3 separate regions of the Homo sapiens genome follow, and all the other regions are linked to region 3. A link is a loop called in an ENCODE intact Hi-C map of the cell type or tissue named here. Cell type or tissue: heart left ventricle. All regions are shown on one strand.

What was found. A loop is a pair of places that touch in the nucleus more often than their neighbours do. Peaks named below come from ENCODE experiments on the same cell type or tissue, not always from the same donor. Only the 100,000 strongest peaks of a DNase experiment are listed, where the experiment ranks them.
Region 1: a loop joins it to region 3, with 8 times the contacts of the local background. A loop is called at or near these places in 57 of 110 quality-filtered maps.
Region 2: it touches region 3 in a loop (11-fold over the local background); 49 of 110 quality-filtered maps call a loop at or near these places.

The regions. Positions count from the first base shown.
Region 1 is chr10:91,086,392-91,091,391 of GRCh38, forward strand. No RefSeq gene overlaps it. Among named protein-coding and RNA genes, the nearest start is that of LINC00502, 43 kb to the left of the region's middle. In heart left ventricle, CTCF peaks have their summits at 2,544 (motif pointing right) and 4,972; no DNase peak of the experiment used is centred here; H3K27ac peaks cover 3,768 bases.
Region 2 is chr10:91,041,568-91,046,567 of GRCh38, forward strand. It overlaps LINC00502 (long intergenic non-protein coding RNA 502), which reads left to right and starts at 4,241. Exons shown (of 4, transcript NR_047467.2): 1 at 4,241-4,363. In heart left ventricle, a CTCF peak has its summit at 1,888 (motif pointing right); no DNase peak of the experiment used is centred here.
Region 3 is chr10:91,248,834-91,253,833 of GRCh38, forward strand. It overlaps PCGF5 (polycomb group ring finger 5), which reads left to right. Exons shown (of 10, transcript NM_032373.5): 6 at 2,459-2,607. Among named protein-coding and RNA genes, the nearest start is that of PCGF5, 31 kb to the left of the region's middle. In heart left ventricle, CTCF peaks have their summits at 2,817 (motif pointing left) and 3,017; no DNase peak of the experiment used is centred here.

The sequences.
Region 1 (5,000 bases), 160 kb before region 3:
GATATTGGCCTGTAGTTTTCTATTTTTGTTGTGTCATTTTCTTGTTTTGGTATCAGAGAGATACTGGCCTCAGAATGAGTTACAGTAGAATCCCTTCTCCTCAATTATTTGGAATAGTTTCAGTAGGTTGGTACTAGTTATTCTTTATACATTTGGTAGACTTTAACTGTGAGTTCAGATAGCCCTGGGCTTTTCTTTGTTGGGAGGATTTTGTTTTCATTTTAATATTGATTCAGTCTTGCTGCTTGTTATTGATCTGTTCAGGTTTTCTGTTTCTTCCTGGTTCAATCTTGGGAGGTTGTATGTTTCTAGGAATGTGGCCATTTCCTCTAGGTTTTCTAGTTTATAAGTGTATAGTTGTTCATAATAGTATCTGTTGATTTTTTTATATTTTTTTAGTATTAGTTTTAATGTCTCCGCTATCATTTCTGATTTTGTTTATTTGGGTCTTCTCCTTTTCTTGGTTAGTCTAGTTGGTGGTTTATGATTTTATCTTTTGGAAGAACCAACTTTTCATATCATTGATCCTTTGTATTTTTAGTCTCTATTTCATTTGGTTCTGCTCTGATCTTTGTTATTTCTTTTCTTCTGCTAATATGAGTTTGATTTGCCCTTAATTCCTTGAGGTACATGATTAGATTGTTAATTTATAATCTTTCCACTTTATTAACGTAGGCATTTAATGCTACAAACTCCCTTCCTCGCACAGTTTCTGCCATATCCTACAGGTTTTGTTATGTTGTACTTCCATTTTCATTTGCTTCCAAATGTTTTCATCTCTGTTTTAATGTATTCATTGAATACAGTGGTCATTCAAGAGCATGCTGTTTAATTTCTATGTATTTATATAGTTTCTGAAGTTTCTCTAACTTTATTCTACTGTGATCTGAGAAGATGCTTGATATGATTTCAATTTTTAAAAATTTGTTGAGACTTGTTTTGTGGCCTAACATATGTTCTATCTTGGAGAATGTTTCATGTTCTGATGAAAAGAATGTATATTCTGCAGCTGTTAGGTAGAATGTTCTATAATTTGGACTTATATTTTTAAATTCCCTAATGAAATTTTTTTTTTTTTTACATTTTCTGGTCTCTTTCTATAACACCTTTAATATAATAGTTGTTATACTTTATTGAAACCTTACTTATTCTTTCAAATGCTTTTCCTTCTATATATTCCCTGTTTTTTTCATTTAGCCATCCTCAGACACCAGATACTCAATTTAAATTTCACCATCACTGGCTTCCCTGATAACCCTTTAAAGACAAGTCTAGGCTTGAACAGTAATTTCAGGTCTACTACCTGCTACCCAAGGAGACCATGGAGCTTGAACTCAGGTCTCTTTAACACCTAAACCTGGGTTCTTCTCATTTCTCCACTCTCTCTTCCAATCAGCGGGTCTGTTGGATGTATCACAAATATGTGCCTCATGTCCTAATATTACTTTTTAGTGGGCATGAATAATTTATTCTATCTCCCTTTCATGTGGAGCTGTATACATGTGAAACTTATACCTGTGGAGCTGCACTCTTCTTCAAGACAGATTACAGGCACTTCAAAGAGGTGAAGACATTCACAATTCCAGCCAGGGGTGGATCTAGGCTGCTTACATCTTGAGTGGCATTTACCATGACATTCAAGGCCTTCATTCACCCCTCCCCTGAAGGTTCCAGCTGCACAATGCTGATGTGCTAACTGGTGCCCTTCTAAGTTCGTGTCTTCCAGTGTTAATGGAAAATAGTAACATGTTTTTACCTTATTTTTGTTCTACTTTGAACACAGAGAAATCCCTAAGCCCTTCTGTTTATAGGACCCCTTTTAGGTTTCCATATTTGTAGTTTTGTCCAGAACCAAAGTCAGCCTGGATTTATATTTGAAATTTCCTTAAATGTAGAGAAGAGGAAGAGGAAGGAAAAGGCTGTTGTTGTGGAATGCCTATGCACTGAGAACAGCAAAAGAACCATTTTTGGTTTTGCCCAAATTAGCATTGCTAGATAAATTGGGAGCCTTATATCTTTCCAGTTGCCAGGAGAGCATGCCAGCTAATTTTAGCCCGTTGTGTAAATATAACCAGCACTGGTATGCACTGGCCTTTAAGATTCACAAGGGTCAATGATGTCCTGCAACAGCCAGAGGAGTGCCTACACTCGCCCAATATTGACTGAACTTCCTGGGTCCTTAGTTTCCTGTGTCTCCCAGACATATTAATTTTCCTTGGAAGTGACCTTGGAGATCCCTTGGCCTGACCCCCTGCCCGGGGCATGGCCTTTTCCATGTCTTTGGACAGAAAATTGCCACAGCAAAGTAGCAACATTCTGCAGCCCTTAAGGCAGGTGCAGCCTCGTTTTCTCTCAACAGTGTAACTCTCAGGCAGAAGAGCTAAGAATAAAGTTTTAGAAGGAAATACTGAGTATGATCCTATTTTGTCTTCCTAAAAAATGCTTTTTTTTTTTTTTACTCAACTCCTGAAACACCCTGTTCCCCAATGAATATGCTATAGCTAAATGTAATTGTTTTCTAATCTAATTGCCAGAAGAGGTCACAATAGAGCTTATACAACCAACTCTCTGAATCCTATCTGCTCTACAACTAGCAGGGGCAGATGATAGTCTCTGGGAGGTGAATACGACTGAAGCAGAGGAAAATCACAAAGGAGGAAGCCGCTCCAGCTCCCACCGAGAGATCAGGCTTTAAGTTGTACTGTCCCTCAGTATCCTTATCTGCTAAATTGAAGTGTTTATATATTGTTCCTACCTCTCAGAGATTTTATGGAGTTTAAATGAGTTAATGCATGCCAAACTGTTAGAAGAGCTCTTGGAAAATGATAAATGCTTAATACATGTTGGTATAGTTTGGACGTTTGTCCCCTCCAAATATTATGTTGAAATGTAATCCCAAATGTTGGAGGTGGGGCCTGGTGGGAGGTATTTGGATCATGGGGGTGGACCCCTCACGAATGGTTTTGTGCCTTCCCCATGGTAATAAGTGACTTCTCGCTCTGTTAGTTCATGTGAGAACTGGTTATTTAAAGAGCCTGGCACCTCCCGTCCCCACCCCACTACCTCCTGGCTCCCCCTCTCACCATGTGGTGTGCCAGCTCTGTTTCCCCTTCTGCTATGATTGTAAACTTCCTGAGGCCATCACCAGAAGCCAAGCAGATGCCGGCGCTATGCTTCCTATATAGCCTGCAGAACCATGAGCCAGTTAAACCTCTTTTCTTTATAAATTACTCAGTCTCGGATATTCCTTTATAATGATGCAAACACAGCCTAATACAAATGTTGGCCATTGTTTTATTATTGTTATATGGATTGAAATCACAATTCCCATTTACTAGATGGAGGACCTAAGGCTAGATTTCCTCATCTGCAAAATGGGCATAAGGAAAAGTCCTGCCTCATAAAGTTGCTGTTAGGATCAAATGAATTGAAAGGTATAAAGCTCCTGGCTTTTGCCTGGTCCTTGTGTGTGCCCAGAGTGTGGCAGTTCCTCTTGTTATTTCTTCAGGTGCTTAAGAATCTCTTCACTCGGCAATCACATCTGCTTGCAAACCACTCAGATTGTTCCAAAGACAATTTCAGAGTGGCTAAAGACATTGAGCAGGAGATGTGTACTGTTCATTTTCAGTATTTTTTCTTGATGGCTACAGAGAGTAAAGTAATGATAAATACAAAATGGCTACAAAATATGTAAAGACATAAAATATGTTAAAATAACCATGAAATAGGGTTCAAGAGAGAAAAGGAACATTTCCTTTGTCTTGTTTCTGGGTTTTGCTTTGAGGGTTTCATCTTGTTTGTTTGGGTTTTATTTGTTTTTATCTTAGAGTTAATCACAAGGGTGAGAGTGTGATAGAGTGATTAGCCAAAGTAGACTAGCTATGCTGCTATTCTACCCAAAGACCCTCGGCAGACATACATAATAACAGAGACAAGTAAAATTGGAGTATTATTTCTCTATAGATGACATGTCCCTAAGAAAGCCCTGCTGGGCTAATAAACACTATGGGATAATCCCCCATGTTCTTCTCATTCATTTAAGTATGTGTCATGGTATTTCTTTTCAGAAGCCAATTGATCCTGCTCTATTTTTGCTTAGACTAATATTAAAATTAGTTTGCATTTCCTAAGGTAGCCAAGCAATTGGAGTAAGATAGTGACATGGAGAGGGAGTTAGCTCAGACTGTTAAAAGTGGCAGCAGAACAGCTAAAAGCAAATAACCTAAAAACAGAAATCAGGAGGAAATTCCTTCTTTAAGGTGGAATATTGCTAGATTATTTTCTTTTCATGAAAGAAGCACTTCTTTTAGGTAAACCATTGCTTGTATTAAAAACTCCCAGTTTTTCCTCATTTGTTTCTAAAGACTTAATTCTAATGATAAAGTTACAATGTGTGGTCCTCAGCAAACACTTCTCACTGTAGATCTTTCCACTCTCCCCATGACTCTCAGGGGAGTTGCAGTCAAACTATGCTATTGTATAATAACGGGCTGTGACAAACAAGTAGGGAGAAATTGCTCCTGTCTAACCTCAAACCTCCATATGAAAAGGTTGCATGTTTATGGAGCTAGTGAAAGGAGCACAGGCCCAGAAATCAGACATACTTTGAGTTTAAAACCCTGTTCTCTAAACCACAAGTTATGTGACCTAGGAAGAATTTCTTAACTCCTCAGAACTTTTTAACAAGAACTGTTGTCCTACTTTGCATTGCTTGCTTTTAGCTCAGTAAAAGTTAGTGCTTTGCATGCATGATTCTTTTTAAGCTTTATGACACCTCTGTGAGGTTGGCATTATTATTAGTCACGTTTTATAGATGAGAAAACCAAAGCTACTGATTCAAAAGTCATGCCTTGCTACCGTAAGCCTTCTATAGTGCTACTAATGAATGCTGCACACGGCTTGAATGGCCCTCATGAGAGGATACTGACATGCATGGAGATTTGGTTCACAGATACTCTAAACAGACTGCACCGGTATTTGCCACTAGTGGGAGCAGACAG
Region 2 (5,000 bases), 210 kb before region 3:
CAGATTGGAACCTTTGTATGTAATTCAACACTTCATTTTGATTTAAGAAATGTCAATGAGCTTCCTCTATGCGCCTGGGTTTGAGTGATCCTGGGACTGTAGGACTATGTCTACATTTCATCTACAATGTACCTTGGCCATAGCCTTTGCAAACAAAAAGTTTATCAGTTGCTCACGTTTAAGGCAACTTCTCTGCTTTCAGAAAATTTATAATCTGGCAGAAGAATAATAGCGAGCACACACAAAACAATACATAAAGTAGTATGATACAACGGGAAGTGTTTTAGGCTGGAAATCAAGAGCTCATATCAGAGTGGTAGCTCTGCCATCTATAGATGGTGACACAACATTTCTTTACTTCTCTGAACCCCAAAGTTCTCATCTGTAAGGTGAAGTTGAACTAGATAATATCAGAGGGCTCCCTATGGACTCTACCTATGATCATATTCAAAATATCTTCTCTTGTCTCCATCTTCACCACTGTTCCCATCCAAACTAGCACTGTCTTGCTTCTCTACATCTGTAAAATTTCCTAGTGCTGCTTCCAGTCTTGCTATCCTAGAATTCATTATTGCAGTCAGAGTAATGTTTTGAAAACACGAATCATATCTTGCTACATGCCCCTCCCCCTCTGCCTAAAATCTTCCAACAGCTTCCAACTGCCCTTAGAATAGACCATAAGCTGCACAGATGGCTTTCCACACCCTCCGTAACCCGACCTTTCCTCCTGTGCTCTCTGACCTCACTGATTGAGTGTGTGCAGGAGTGTGTTCTCATCCTCACTCACTATGCTCTTACCACTTCTTTGTCCAAACCATGTCCCAACTAATTCTACCTGCTATTCCATCTAGAAAATTTCCTTTTCAGTGGACTCATATTTTCTGGTCTTTTTGCTTCAGGCACACTTAATTCTCTCTCTATCCCTCGAAGTGCAACCAGGGGATCAATGAGGTAAGGAAGAGAAATCAAGATTGGATTCTAGTCCAATCGAGAAATTAAGTCGAGGATGACATTAAGGTTTCTAATTTGGGAGACTAATGAAGGCTGGAACACAGAAGAGGAAGAGCAGGTTTGGAACAAGTGGAAGAAATTTCCAGTGGATAGTTTATTAAATCTTCACCCTTCTTTAGGTCCCTGTTCCTTACCTAGGACATGCAGCCTTCTTTTTTCAGGAAGAAGATGCTAAGCATAGTTAAAGCTAAGCTGTTTGCTATGCTCAGTGTTTGGACTATTTGGCCAATGCTCTTTGCTATTAGTCAGTGCCCAGCTGATCCAGGTGTTAACATTTTTCAATATCACTGTTACTAGTGATCTTTCAAGTTCCATGCTTCCCACTCTGAACCTTCCCTTGCTCTATTCTAGAAGGTCATCCCCAAGAAGCGCTTCTCAACATTTTCCTCCCCGGGACTTCTAAAGGCAGAAACTCCTGGATTTGAGGGTTTAGAGCCATCCAAGAAACAGGCCAAATTTATTTGAAAGCTCTTCTCTTAAATCCTTACAATTCATGAAAATTTATATTCTGCTTCACAAGAAATCTATACTTGTTTCAATATAAAAATAATGTTTAAAAGTACTATCAAGCATCACAGTTTAGAGAATGGGCTTCGAAGTCAGAAAGGTCAGAGTTTGGCTTGCGTCTCTGCCAATTACTTGTTGTTGGACCTGGAGCAAGTTCTTTGACCTCTCTAGGCCTCTGTGTCCCTCATGTGGTTGTTGACCACGTGGTCAATGTTCCATAGATTTAGCACCCTGAGGGCCAGAGTCTATCTTCTCTTCATTTGTGTCTCCCACACAGACACCAGAGGAGTGTCCTGTCCGCAGAAGGCCCTTGGTGTGTGTTCATTCCTCTACATCAGACATTAGTGCACCTAGGGTTATCCCGTTTTTACCACTAGATGGAGAGCACGTATCCTAGAAGTTTTAATCCATTAGTAAGTGAGAGAGCAAACATTTGTCTGTCTTGTCTTCACCAAATCAACTTATTGAATGATGACAGAATCATTAAAACTAGCTTTCAATAAATGCAATTATAAGGTAACTTTATAACTTTCAGAACTATTTCTTTTTTTTTTTTTTTTGAGAAAGTGTCTTACTCTGTCACTCAGGCTGGAGTGCAGTGGTGCTATCATTGCTCACTGCAGCCTTGACCTCCCGGGCTCAAATGATCCTCCCACCTCATCCTCTGGAGTAGCTGGGAGTGCAGTTGCATGCCACCACTCTCAGCTAATTTTTTTTATATTTTTTGTAGAGACAGGCTTTTGCTGTGTTGCCCAGGCTGGTCTTGAATTCCTGGGCTCAAGTAATCCACCTGCCTCGGCCTCCCAAATTGTTGGGATTACAGGCGTGAGCCACTGTGCCCAGCCTCAGAACTATTTATGCTTAAAGTAATGAAAAGGTGAAAGCAAGGGAGAAACATTAACTTCAGGATAGTGGCTACCTCTGGGGATGGGATAAAATGGAATTGGGTAGGACGAGGAAACTCTAAATGTATCTGGCAGCTTATTTCTTACTTAAGAAAAGATATGAAGTAAAAAATGTTGGCCAGGTGCAGTGGCTGACACCTGGAATTCCAGCACTTTGGGAGGCCGAGGAGGGTGGATTACTTGAGGCCAGGGGTTCGAGGCCATCCTGGCCAACATGGTGAAACCCCATCTCTACTAAAAATATGAAAATTAGCCAGGTGGGGTGGCACGTGCTTGTAATCCCAGCTACTTGGGAGGCTGAGGCAGGAGGATTGCTTGAATCCAGGAGGCAGAGGTTACAGTGAGCCAAAATAACATCACTGCACTTCAGCCTGGGCAACAGAGTGAGACCCTATCTCAAAAATAAATAAACAAATAAATAAAATCTACAAAATGTCCAAAAATATTAACTTTGGGTGAATTCTGGGTAGTAGGGGAGAAAACTTAGATGTCTCATTACTTTCTGTATTTCTCTGTTTGAATTTTTTTGTAATTGTAAATGTTTTTTAAGTGAGGGAAAAACTCAAAGGTAAAATTTATGCTTACTGTGTCTAGCTCTATTTATGCTGCCTAACGAGCTCTTCAATGTTCTCAGAGATATGCAATTTGCAAAAGGAAACAACAACAGAGCAAAAACCATACGGATGTCTCTCTACTTGGGCTCTCATGTTGCCACCCTTCTACTGAACCTTACATTTTGCCCTGAAGTTAAGTCTTTTAACGGTCATAGCTTAACTCAATTGCTAATTAGCTCTTGTCTCCAAACTGTATTGTTTTCAACTAATCTGAAAGGTGAAGAAAAGTTGTTTCCATACATCTGTTCAGGTTGGTATTCCATGTAACAAACTACCCCAAAACTTAATGGCATAAGACAACCATTTTATTATGTTCCTGGATTCTGTGGGGCAAGAATTTGGACAGAATACAGTGGGGATACTTTGTCTCTGCTCCATTATATATGGGGTCACAACTTGGGGGTGACTTGACAGTGGGGAGTAACTTACTTGATGACTGAGAGCAAAACTCATTGGGAGGTGTATTCACTCCTGTGTCTGGTTGTTGATACTGGCTCTTGACTGACACCTCAGCTGGGGCTGTCTACAGAGTCATCTACTCATTACAATCATGTCACTATGGTTGGCTCAGATTCCCAGGGAGAGGTCAGAGACTCCCACCTCTCAATGGGAAGGGTGTCAAAGAATTTGCATGCATATTTTAAACCCCCCACAATATCCTTTTAACTCTGTTGTTACAATGAAGTGGTTTGATAAGTCTGGACCCCACTTTCTCTTTGTTTACTCAAGTAATCCGTAGGGGGAACATTTAAGTGTATCCACTAAATTGTCTAGGAACATGTCTGGTCAAGTTATAGCAGCTCAGATTATAAACTAATAAGAGTATTTATTTTATTAGTACTATTCCTTGTGAAAGCAGACTAGTTTTTTAAAAAATGACCATTCAACATAAAGGTATACATCATAAATAACTCATAGAATGAAATTTTCACCACCAATGAAATATTGTCCAAGGCGGACTCCATTATCTATTGCTGCACAGCAAATTACTCTATAATTTATGGCTTTGTGGATTTAAAACAACAAACATTTATTATCTCACAGCCTCTGTGGGTCAGGAATTTGTGAATAGTTTAACTCGGTGACTCTGCCTCGGGGTCTCTCCTGCAGTTTCAGTTAAGATATTGTCTAGGACTGTGTCATCTGAAGGCTTGACTGGGGCTGAAGGAGCTGTTTCCAGCATGGCTCACTCTCATGGCTGTTGGCAAGAGGCCCCAGGTCCTACCATGTGGACTTCTCCATAGGACTGCTTGAGTGTTCTCATGACATGACAACCAGCTTCTTCCAGAGTAAGAGATCCCAAAGAGAGCAAAGAGGAAGCCAGAGGTATCTTTTATGTCCTAGTCTTTGTAAGTGACATGCTATCACCCCTGCCATATTCTCTACATTAGAAAGTGAGTTACTAAGTCCCACTCACATTCCAGGCAAAAGACATCAAACTCCATCTCTTGAAGGGAGGCATAGCAAAGACTCTGTGATGATATAGTAAGACTACCACAGGGAGCTGAAAAAAGGCCTCTCTCACTCCATCTTGAAGGAATCTGCCTTAGGGCATCTGTCCTTATTGAGGAAATGAATGTGGGGAAACAAGTTGTTTCCATATGGAAAATTATACATCAATTTCCACTTTGTCATTCAGGTAGGAAACACACCTGGACTACTCTCTTCTATTCTGCTCCTATCTTCATAGGATAAGAACTATGATTCTTGCCAATAACAGCCTGGGGAATGCTTTGCATGTTTTATATTTACGTGCAACTGTGGTAATATCATGGAAGTATGGGTATTCCAGGGCCTATTCTAATGCCCTCATTGACACGAGGGTTCATTTGGTCAAGTCTCCTGGACAGGTTTGCTCTTTCTTGTATTCCATTCTATTGTGTATCTTTCAAAACTACAAACTTGAATGGTCAGGATGATAGATGGGGCTGTGCTTCAGGTCAAGGGAGATCATAAGATGCAG
Region 3 (5,000 bases):
TTCATGCACCCTTTTATTTACATTACGAACCTTTTTCTCTATATGAGATTTTATATAAATGAGTGTAAATCTGAAGTCACTTTAGTGAGGGTAATTGGAAATAGAGGAAATTGGACTTTGGGAAGAGAAAAGGGAGATAAAAGAGAAGATTGGCTAGGTGTTTATAGTGGTAATTTCTAGGGAGCTAAAGGAAGCTGAAGTAAGAAATAGCCACAGCTTGCAACTAAACAGTGAAGAGTTTTTTGTTTTATTTTGTATGTTTGCCTCTAAAGGAGAGGGAGCTGAGATGTGGCTGAGAGCCAGATCAGGAGATTTTACTATGCTCTGATATTCTGGAATGAAGTTTTTATAAGTAGAGCTCAGGTGATACAAACTTATACATCATGGAAATTTAGAAAGTATTTCTGGGTGCTTATGGGAATTTTCTCCATCACCCAGATTTCTCCTCTGGGTCCCAAAAGACTCAGCAATTAGTAATTTTTAATAATAATTTCAGCAAAGGGGCAAACATTACTGAGCAGATAAAAGGCTTTTAGTGTATATATATATATATATATATATATATATATATATATATATATATATATGTATAAAATCTACACAAAGGGATATTAAAATTATAAGAAACTAGTATCGCTCCCATTTTTTTAAATATGAGATTTAATTTAGGATGTCCTAAATATCATTTAAAGTTATTCAAGAATGTGTGTGTGTTCTTATAGGGTCACTTGTAAGTTCAGCCTCCCAATCTTGGTTTTCCCATAAGATCATAGGATTGTCAATTATACATGATTAAGGTGGATGAGATCTCCCTTTTTTAATCTGTAAAATGGAGATTATCATTTTATTCGTTCAACTTAACTGTGCAAGGCTGTTAGAGCAGGGGAAGTTTGAGAATAGTTTTGATGCTAGAATAAGGTAACAAGAGACTATTTTTTATCTGTAACAACAACAACAAAAAAATGGCAAAGAAGCTAAGCCTGGCCAAAAAAATAACTAGGGCTTGTTTTACCCACGTGTACACTGCAATTAAACAATAACAACCAATTATAGTAGTAGTGCTCTAGTAAAAATACAGATAAGATAAGGCTAATTAAATATTCCAGTTTTTGACTGCCTATTCAAGAGGACAGGAGCCTGAGGGATTGTCATCAGAAGTTACGTGGTAGGTTTACTCTATGGTTCTACGTATCACAGTTTAACTTGTGAAGGGCTGTAGCCTACTTTGTGAATTTTATCTCCCTTTTCCTATTGTTTCTCCCATTTTAAAGTATTTCTGGTATTTGGTCTTTAGCTTGGGTGGAGAATTCAGATTTTTTGTTGGAGCTAGGAGTTTGGTTCATAGAAGGCAACTCCTATCTATGTATATTCTCTATAAATAAGGAGAAGAAAACATGTAGAAAAAAGAGAACCCACCTCCCCGCTCTATGGTATACCTGTAGTGCTTTTACTACAGTCATCAAAAAGGATCTGGCCAGTCACTTTGCAGGGAAGCTTTTCTACAAGTAATGTTTAGCTGGCTGATTTTTTCAAGTGTTAGCTTAGAGGTATCTCATCTGGAAATCGTCCCTGCTTCACTCCCAAAGTTTGGGTTTATTGTCTCTTTTATATGTGCATGCATAGTCCATTTTACCTCTCACATCCTGTATTTGTCTGGTTTTTTCTTTTTTTTTTTTTTTTAGCTTGCCTTTATTTGATTCCATACCCTGACCACTGTGAGAGAGAGGATGATAGCTCTAGTTTCAGTATTGTTCCCTCAGGCCTTGTATGATGTGTATCCAACATATAGTTAGAACTACTCAACAGATGAATGATAAATATAGCTGCATTATTTATAGGCTACAGGTTTGTAATAGGTGAAATACATTTGTATATAATATAAAGTATGCCATTGAGATATCTTTAATGGAGTTGTAACATGTTATGTATTAATAGCTATATACATGTTAAAAAGCTAATTCATTATACTCGTTTTTTTTCACTGGCTGATTTTATGAATAGTAATTTGAAATTTTGAGAACTTAATTTTATCATTTGAAAAGTATTTGGTTTTAATTTGAATATATACTTATTTATAAACGAGTATAATTTATATATACACCTATAAATAATTTGGAAGTATTTTTATATATTCTGTCCACTTTCTAACATAGTCTAATTACTAATTGTAATCATTTTTTTGGCTAAATACAGCTAGTCCTGAATCTTTCATTTGGATGTCCCAATGAGCCTAGAAATCTTAAGCTATGTTAATAAGTTTCCAATTTTTTTTTTTTTTTTTTACAAAATATTTCCATTGCTGAGTTGGTTGGAACATTTTAAAGATACTAAGTTCTTCTTCAAAAACTGTTAGGAAATTTTTTAAAGTTGATTTTTGTTTTGATTATCAATGTATGATTGCTTAACTTTAAAATCAACTTTGATTTATAGCTAACTTAGTTTTGTTTAAATTATACAGATGATACTTCAAAAGCTGACAAACCGAAAGTAGATGAAGAAGGTGATGAAAATGAAGATGATAAAGATTATCACAGAAGTGACCCACAAATTGCTATCTGTCTAGATTGTTTACGAAATAATGGGCAATCAGGGGACAATGTAGTAAAGGTGAGTGAACAAGTACTATGGTATTTTTATGATCAGTTTATAGTAAACCCTTGATAATTTGTTGACAAATTTTCTAATGCTTCAAAATGTTTGCTTTCAAAGTTTTAATTAACATAATTAAATAAAATGCCATTCTTTGACAATCCTATGCTTAGAAATGGTTACTATTCCCACAACTGAACTGTCTTGGGCCAATGCCACCATCTAGTGGCTAATGCCCAGAATCACACCTCTGTTTCTCCTTTTATACCTTTGCTGGAAATTCATATGCATGGTTTCTGTTTTTTAGAGTGGTGACCAACTTAGACTTAGAGAATTTCATGTCACTGGTAGTTCTAGCCCTTTTATTCATTCTCTTCTAATTTTATCCTTTATTTCTCTATTTTTATTTGCAACTCAACAAGATTTCCATGTCAGAGCTAACATATTTTGTGAATAATTTAATCAATTAGTTTTGAAGTAAAATTAGATGTTGTAAAATGCCTCTGAACTTTTAAACTCCTTGAAGGCCCTCAGTTATTTCCTATAGAATCTCCATTTCTGGTACTGTTTTCCTCTGCCTCTGCTAATTGAATCTTTCCTTAGAGGATCTTTATAGGAAGTTTAAAACACTCTGCTTTTATAGATTTTCTTTGGTCTTTAAATGGTGTTACTTTAATAATGTTTTCTACCTTTTTATTACAAGCAGCTTTTATTTTTATTACAAATCTTCACTACTTCAGCTGTTAGATTTTTGTCACTTTATCCTAGCAAATGTCAGCCACTGAGAATATTGTTTATCTCTCTGTATTCTGTGTTTTATTCAAATGCCTATATTCATTGTCTCTAATTTTCTTTTACTTCCTCTGTGTACATCTATAGGCTAGTGGGTTGAATTTTTTACTAATACGTTTAATGGCATTTTCCTATTAGGAAGTGAAAAACAATTTTTCACTTCAGATTAAGTTTTCCTGGCATCTTATAACAACATATATGAGCACAGTAATTCAGTGAATATTTATCCACTATGTGAACAGTAGACAGTGAAGATGTAAGTAGTAAGAAAAAACATCTTTCACTCAAGGAACTTGGTTAGGTCTTATACATACAAATAGTTAAGGTAATTGATTTTGTTAAGGGGAATTTATTGGACAGGGCATGTAATAAAGTGCATCTATCTTTAGAGAAATGACCACTGTACCTATTTATCCTTACAGTATTTTCAGTTGTTTCTTATGGTCTTTCCCAAAAGTCATCCCCCTTTTTGGGAAGTTCTTTTTCATAGAGTTCATGGTCATCCTTTAGCTCTCCAATACATGAGTTAGCTCATACTGAAAGTTAAATCAATGGAAAGGCTGAATATCTTCTCATAAACAAACGTAAAGTCCACTTCTCTGCATGATTTCTCATATGAAAGTATAAAAGATTGAATTTTAGAAATTTATTTGAAAAATTAACCACCCCTGCTTGTTGTTCTCCTTTTTGACATCTTTGACACTTTGCTATTCTAGTTGACCTTTTATCCATTCACTTTTTCCTTTATGGACTTTTCTTCATCCTTGTACCTTCATTCTTAGTTTATAAATGACTTTTACTAAGCTACCCTGATTCTTCCTTTTTTTCCTGTGGCATTCCTGCTTTGTCTCCACTGCCTCTACTTCTTGCCTTCTACTTGATATATGTAAGTATGTCCTAATACTTTCTCTGTATCTATTTTAGGAGATCTTCTCCATTTTCTGTGTGGCTTCAACTACGCAAAGGATTTTTTAACTTTTATTTTAGGTTCAGGAGGACATGTGCAGGTTTCTTACATAAGTAAATTGTGTGTCACAGGTTTGGCGTAAGGTTATTTTGTCACCCAGGTAATAGGCATAATAGTCAATAGGTAGTTTTTCAATCCTGTCTCGCCCCCTACCATTCCACCTTCAAGTAGGGCCTCATGTCTGTTGTTCTCTTCTTTATGCAAAGGACTTTTAAGTCCTCATTTCCAGCCCTGCTTTGTTTCCCAAGCTGAAGTGTTATGTCTCTATTTTTAAATAGACCAGTTGAGAGTTTCACTAACACCGGAAACTTGACTTGTCTAAGTTGTCTAATTCATTATACTTTCATCTAACTTTGGTCCAAACATGCAGTTTTAGTTATGACTGCTGTCTTTCAGCCAATCAAATAAGTTCAAAAGCTTCGCGTCATCTTTGATCTGTTACTCTTTTCTTTCAACCAGTCACTAAGTCCTGCAAAATTCCCCCAGTTTAGTGCTGCTCACCCTTATATCTACATTTTTTAAGTAGTTATTAAGTGTTTTCTGTACCCTTAATTTTTCTTTTGTTATCCAGGGCTAGGGCCACTTGCCTGAGTGTGTGTAAGGCCCAGAGTGAGGGCCATGACCAATCTCAGGGTCAGATGGTAAGTATTTT